Linked DNA regions of Homo sapiens: region 1 is linked to region 2. Evidence: chromatin contacts called from ENCODE POLR2A ChIA-PET data. All regions are on one chromosome and are shown on one strand. Each heading gives the region's core, a stretch centred on a gene start or an enhancer-like site at or near the end of the contact. The rest is flanking DNA. Distances are from core to core; before and after follow the strand shown. Region 1 holds the start of USP39 (ubiquitin specific peptidase 39). Region 2 holds the start of C2orf81 (chromosome 2 open reading frame 81).

Region 1 (3,482 bases), core at 148-2,647, about 11 Mb after region 2:
ATCTGTTTAGTAAACATTATCTCTCTGTTCCCTTAACTGTAGACATCTCTAGGCTAGGAATACCTAACTTCCTGGGAATGCAGCCTGTCAAGGCCCAGCCTCATTTTCCTAACCCTCACTCAAGATGGAGTTGGTCTGGTTGAAACGCCTCTGACATATACCGCAAGTCAGAATTCAGTAAATTGCACACAGTGTGGTGTGGTGTGGTGTGGTGTGGTGTGGTGTGGTGTGGTGTGGTGTGGTGTGGGTATGACAGAGTTTCACTCTGGTTGCCCAGGCTGGAGTGCAATGGGGCGATCTCGGCTCATTGCAACCTCCGCCTCCCGGGTTCAAGCGATTCTCCTGCCTCAGCCTCCTAAGTAGCTGGGTTAACAGGCTCGTGCCACCACGCCCGGCTAATTTTTGTATTTTTAGTAGAGATGGGGTTTCACCATATTGGCCAGGCTGGTCTCCAGTCCTGACCTCAGGTGATCCGCCCGCCTTGGCCTCCCAAAGTGCTGGTATTATAGGCATGAGCCACAGCGCCTGGCCTAAATTGCACACTTTAAACATGTAGTTTGTTGTATGTCAATTATACCTCAATGGAACGGTTCAAACAAGCAAACAAGTTCAAGGCAGGTCCTGAGGTTAGAGCTTTATTAGCTTCATGGTAAATCTGCCTTTACCGGGCATTTGCGTTTTCATGGTACCAAGAACCTTCTAAAAGTAGAATTAGGGCTGTCAAGGGGATGATTTGGGAATGTCGCCTAGTTTTCCTGTGCAGGATTGTCAGCCCCCAAGCCGCGGAGACTGTGGGAAACGACCTCACGGTGGTGGTTTCGAGGCACAAATCTGGGGCCGAATGACAGCTTCTTTGTTTTTGAGACGGAGTTTCGCTCGTTGCCCAGGCTGGAGTGCAATGGCGCGATCTCGGCTCACCGCAACCTCCGCCTCCTGGGTTCAAGCGATTCTCCTGCCTTAGCCTCCCGAGTAGCTGGGATTACAGGCATGCGCCACAATGCCGGGCTAATTTTGTATTTTTAGTAGAGACGGGGTTTCTCCATGTTGGTCAGGTTGGTCTCGAACTCCCGACCTCAGGTGATCCACCCGCCTCGGCCTCCCAAAGTGCTGGGATTACAGGCGTAAGCCACCGCGCCCGGCCTGACAGCTTTTATCCAGAAAACTGTCGCCAGTAAAGGTTCCCGTCTCAGTAAACTGTAAACGACAGTAGGCCCACAGAAGGTTCTAAGGGGAGAGGAAGCCAGTGCAGGAACAGCACCGCCCACAAATTTTCTGCAGCGTGATTTGTCCCCAGTGGCGACTCGTAGAGAGTTCGGGGCTCGCTACCAGCCCCTCTCCTGATTGGCCTTGTGCCGCGCGCTCGAGCGTGCTTGGCGCCTGCGCTGGACGACTCGGCCGGTAGTGGAGATGTCCGGCCGGTCTAAGCGGGAGTCTCGCGGTTCCACTCGCGGGAAGCGAGAGTCTGAGTCGCGGGGCAGCTCCGGTCGCGTCAAGCGGGAGCGAGATCGGGAGCGGGAGCCTGAGGCGGCGAGCTCCCGGGGCAGCCCTGTGCGCGTGAAGCGGGAGTTCGAGCCGGCGAGCGCGCGCGAGGCCCCGGCTTCTGTTGTCCCGTTTGTGCGGGTGAAGCGGGAGCGCGAGGTCGATGAGGACTCGGAGCCTGAGCGGGAGGTGCGAGGTGCGCGGGGCCGGGCCGGGCTAGGCGCGAGAGCCTGTTTTTTTCGCGTCCTTTTTTCTTGTCTCTAATCTTCCGCTAGGTCACTGCGCCGGAGTTGGGGGAGGGGTGGGGTTGGGGTGGAGAAGAGGAGGGATCCAGACTCGACGATTCTGCTGTTCGACTTGTTCTGATGAAGACAGTACCCTTCTCAATAATCGTATAGTATTTCTTTTTTCTTTTTTTTTTTTTTTTTGAGATGGAGTCTCATTCTGTCACCCAGGATGGAGTGCAGTGGCGCGATCTCGGCTCACTGCAACCTCTGCCTCCCCGGTTCAAACGATTCTCCTACCTCCGCCTCCCAGGTAGCTGGGATTACAGGCGCCCACCACCGCTCCCGCCACCACGCCCGGCTAATTTTTTGTGTTTTTAGTAGAGAAGGGGGTTTCATCGTGTTAGCCAGGATGGTCTCGATCTCCTGACTTCGTGATCCGCCCGCCTCGGCCTCCCAAAGTGCTGGGATTACAGGCGTGAACCACCGTGCCCGGCCAAACGTATGGTATTTCTAACTGCAAAAATCGTAACAACAGCAGCTTCCCTTTATCGAATGCCCGATGTGGGGGCTCAGTGCTGATTTTACAAGTGTTACTTCCTTCCATTTTAAAAAAGAATTTTTTTTTTTTTTTTTGCGTTTTAAGAGAAGCAAGTCTCGCTATGTTGCCTAGGCTGGTCTCGAACTCCTGGACTCAAGTGTTCCACTCACCTCGGCCTCCCAAAGTGCTGGGTTTACAGGCGTGAGCCACCGTGCACGGCTTTCCTTCAGTTTTTACATCTAAGGTCTTGTAATTTCTGTAATCAAGATATTCAGAATGCTTGAGCAATAGGCACCTCTACTAAAGTATGGATTATGTAGCACTTTTTAAGCTGAATAAAGTCTGGAGACAATTTTCCATTAGTCTCTTGAGTTTGTGCACGTACTGCGACCATTGCCTGACTGCCTTTTCTCCTGGACTCTCGTTAAGGATGTTCGTGTAGTGAGCAGCCTTGGAAGATAGAAATGGTGTCTCCCTACAAAACGAGGAGACAAGGGCACAATCCCTTATAAAAGATTTGGGGCAGGGTGTGGTGGCTCACACCTGTAATCGCAGCTACTCTATAGGATGAGGTAGAGTTCAAGACTAGGATAGGCAACAGAGCGAGACCTCGTTTGAAAAAATGGTTAATGGTTCAGATTCTCTAAGCACGGGGTTCGTCTCCTGTAAGGCAGCTCACTGTGTGCATGGGTTCTCCTCACTTTGCCTTGTGGGAATTCACTTGGAAAACTGACACCAATGCTATATTCCGGCTACTGTCATTGCTCTAATAAACTGTCCTTTATTTCAGGCCAGGTAGTCACATGCTTTCCATCAGCATTCATAAAACTGTGACAGGCTAACTTGTTAGCTTGCGAGTAGGGTAAGATCTGAGACCCACTCAAGTTTTTGACAAGTGGTAGATTTATAGATACACATGTACATTCTTTTTTTTTTTTTTGAGACAGTTTCACTCTTGTTGTCCAGGCTGGAGTGCAATGGCACGATCTCAGCTCACTGCAACCTCTGCCTCCCAGGTTCAAGCAATTCTCCTGTCTCAGCCTCCCAAGTAGGCTGGGATTACACGTGCATGCCACCATGCCCGGCTAATTTTTGTATTTTTTAGTAGAGATGGGGTTTTATTATATTGGTCAGGCTGGCCTTGAACTCCTGACCTCAGGTGAGCCGCCTGCCTCTGCCTCCCAGAGTGCTGGGATTACAGGCATGAGCCACTCACCCAGCCACTCTTTAAACTACGT
Region 2 (3,373 bases), core at 843-3,342:
CTGCAACAGTATGCATGAAGACATTAAAAAATGTTTTCACTTCCTCAACCCTGCAATTTCAGTTCTATAAATACAACCAAAAGGCATTTTCTGAAATGAAGATAAAAATATATTCTCCAACAAATTCTCTGCGGTATTTTTATAATAGCAGAATATTGAAAACATGTCTTTAAAAAGAGAATAAATAATTGACATGCTATATATACTGAAATATTATGCAATGATTAAAGGTAATCTTTTTTTGTTTGTTTGTTTTTGTTTTTGAGACGGAATCTCGCTCTGTCACCCAGGCTGGAGTGCAGTGGCAAGATCTCGGCTCACTGCAACCTCTGCCTCCCAGGTTCAAGCAATTCTCCTGCCTCAGCCTCCGGAGTAGCTGGGATTACAGGCGCCTGCCACCAGGCCTGGCTAATTTTTTTTCTATTTTTAGTAGAGATGGGGTTTCGCCATGTTGGCCAGACTGGTCTTGAACTGGCCTCAAGTGATCTGCCCACCTTGCAGGCATGAGCCACCAACCCAGCCATTAAAGGTAATCTTTAGAAAGAATTTGCAATGGCATAAAGCAAATGTTTATGATGTAACGTTAATTGAAAGAAGCAGGATACAAACTTACACATCAATTATGATCTCATATATGTAAACCACTATGTGTTCAACAAAAGGAAAACTTCAAAATGATAACAGAGGATACGTTTCCTTCCTATGCTCTTTTCTATTTTGTAAGTTCTCTACAATGAGTTTGTTTCCTTTTGTAATCACTTAAAAAAAAAAAAAGACTAGTCCCCAAAACTCACTTTAGAGACATAAAAAGTTTACAAACAATCTCTTGGGAGCTCCCTCAATTCCCCACAACAGTCTCCCTGAACCTGGTTCCTTCCAAAATGTACTTCCAAATGTGATCTTCCCAAACCTTTGCCTATTGCCCCGCTAAAACCTTGTCTCATATCTGTTTCCTAAAATTCATTATCCCCCCAAATCTGCTGTTTCCTAAGTCTTGCAGAACTCAAAATCCCTGAAGTCTCATTAACCCTATCCACCAGTGAGAACAGCCCTGTAGCAAGCACCAGGAGTGGCCCATAGCCCAGGCCAAGCTTGACTAGAGCAGGGCTGACTGGACTGAGTAAAGAGAGTTGTTTCCTTAGACCTCCCCTCCCAGCCTCGCATCTGACACCCGTGATGGTGACCAGAAGGGACAGAGATATTTTTGCACAAAGGCTCTTCAAATCCGTTTTCTTTCTTCTTCTTCTTTTTTTTTTTTTTTTTTTTTTTTTTTTGAGACAGTCTCTCTCTGTCACCCAGGCTAGAGCGCAGTGGCGCGATCTCGGCTCACTGCAACCTCCGCCTCCCGAGTTCAAGCAATTCTCCTGCCTCTGCCTCCCGAGTAGCTGGGATTACAGGCACCGCGCCACCACATCCAGCTAATTTTTTGTATTTTAGTCGAGACGGGGTCTCGCCATGTTGGCCTGGCTGGTCTTGAACTCCTGAGCTCAGGCAATCCTCCCGCCTCAGCCTCTCAAAGTGCTGGGATTACAGGCATGAGCCATTGAGACCGGCCCCGTTTTCTTTATTTTAAAATTGATTGGCTCTTAAACAATTTGACTTTCAAGTGCAGTCTCTGAATTATTTAATATATTTCTTCCTCTTGAAATTCTCGAAATAGATTTTTTCTGTTATCTTCCCTCTCTAAATGCTCATCCATTTAAATACGCACCACCATGTAAGAGACTTACTACATTCATTAGCTGTTTCAAAATCCACTTCCTGTTCTCGGGCTCTACACCACCCACTGACCCTTTCCCTCATGGCTTGAGTGTAACAAAGCGTTTGAGTGGGCACCGTGCAGGTGTAGGTTTTCTGCCCGAGTACCGACGTGGCTTCCTTGGTCATCTAAACTCCCGCGCGGTGGGCGGGAGCAAGTAGGGGCACTGGGCGGCCCAGAGCCAGCCCACTGTTCCCGACACCGACCTTAACGGCCGACCCTGGCTCTGGCGCATCCCCAGCTGAACTGAAGCTCACCGAGCCTTCGTGCGCCATCGCCAACGCGGTCGCAGCAACGCTGGTGTTTCTGCTGCATCCGGGCCGCGTAAGCCACCTAACAGTCGCCTGGGCAACCACGGGCTCGGGGTCGCTCGCCCCGCCCACAGTTGCCCCGGCAACCGCGCCGCCCGCGGCACGTTCCGGCCGCTCACCCCGCCCAAGGGCCGTGCGTACGTGCGTCGTCTCTATGGTGGCGGCGGATTTGGAGGGACCCTACGAACCAGGAGTCAGGCGAGCCGATCTGGGGCTGCAGGTGTTACCTCTGATCTAGGCCGGGGGCTTCAGGGATCCGAGCCGAGGGAGAAAGCCTTGGGGGCTTCATCACACTTATTTGGCTCGCGGGCTTGGGGCCATCGGGTGGTCCTGTGTCATCCCCATTCCTCCTCTGCGATTCCCCCGTCGCCCCAAAACAGCCCTGGGACTCCCCTGTCTTGCTCCTCGAGACCCTCCCCCATCACCGTCCTCTGGGCACCCCATCCTATGACCCAGTCTCAGGCATCTTCCGAAATGCTCGATGATAGCCGCCCTCGGGCATCTCCGCTGCGTCTGTTTGTAGCGCGCCTGGTGATTCGGCTGCACCCCCACACAGGATGTTCCGCTGGGAGCGCTCCATTCCCCTGCGAGGCTCGGCCGCCGCCCTGTGCAACAACCTCAGTGTGCTGCAGCTGCCGGCTCGCAACCTCACGTATTTTGGCGTGGTTCATGGACCAAGCGCCCAGCTTCTCAGCGCTGCTCCTGAGGGTGTGCCCTTGGCCCAGCGCCAGCTCCACGCTAAGGAGGGTGCTGGAGTGAGTCCCCCACTTATCACTCAGGTGAGGCATGGAGCTGGGAGTGATGTTGCTGAACCCAGTCCTACCCCCAGCCTTTTCTCTCCAAACCTTCAGGAGCAGGCATGTCCTAACCTCAGAATCTCCCCAGGCATGTCCTAACCTCAGAATCTCCCCTCTCCTGCCGGGCGCGGTGGCTCACGCCTGTAATCCCAACACTTTGGGAGGCTGAGACGGGCACTTGAGGCCAGGAGTTCGAGACCAGCCTGGCCAACATGGTGAAACCTCTTCTCTACTAAGAATACAAAAAAAATTAACCGGGTGTGGTGGCGTGCACCTGTAATCCCAGCTACTTGGGTGGCTGAGGCAGGAGAATCGCTTGAACCCAGGAGGCTGAGGTTGCAGTGAGCCGAGATGGCGCCACTGCACTCCAGCCTGGGCCACAGAGCAAGACTCCGTCCCCCAAAAAAAAAAAAAAAACAAACAAACTCATCTTCCCTGCTTTGATTTTCTCCCTACACTGATGCACCTCCCTCCAGGTCCACTGGTGTGTCCTCCCCTTCCGAGTG

Evidence for each region. ChIA-PET counts read pairs that join two places held with the same protein, here RNA polymerase II (POLR2A).
Region 1: POLR2A ChIA-PET joins it to region 2 with 10 read pairs in activated B cell. The contact joins the promoter of USP39 here to the promoter of C2orf81 in region 2. POLR2A ChIA-PET finds 5 or more read pairs at or near these places in 3 of 52 experiments (A549, H1 and activated B cell).

Annotation. Positions count from the first base shown.
Region 1 is chr2:85,614,789-85,618,270 of GRCh38, forward strand. USP39 (ubiquitin specific peptidase 39) reads left to right here and starts at 1,398. Exons shown (of 13, transcript NM_006590.4): 1 at 1,398-1,675. The coding sequence starts at 1,408. RefSeq lists enhancers at 1,062-1,111, 1,142-1,191.
Region 2 is chr2:74,419,527-74,422,899 of GRCh38, forward strand. It overlaps C2orf81 (chromosome 2 open reading frame 81), which reads right to left and starts at 2,093. Exons shown (of 3, transcript NM_001316764.3): 1 at 2,017-2,093. The coding sequence starts at 2,034. It overlaps WDR54 (WD repeat domain 54), which reads left to right and starts at 2,204. Exons shown (of 10, transcript NM_032118.4): 1 at 2,204-2,290; 2 at 2,627-2,849; 3 at 3,344-3,373. The coding sequence starts at 2,628. RefSeq lists a silencer at 2,024-2,303 and an enhancer at 2,704-2,883.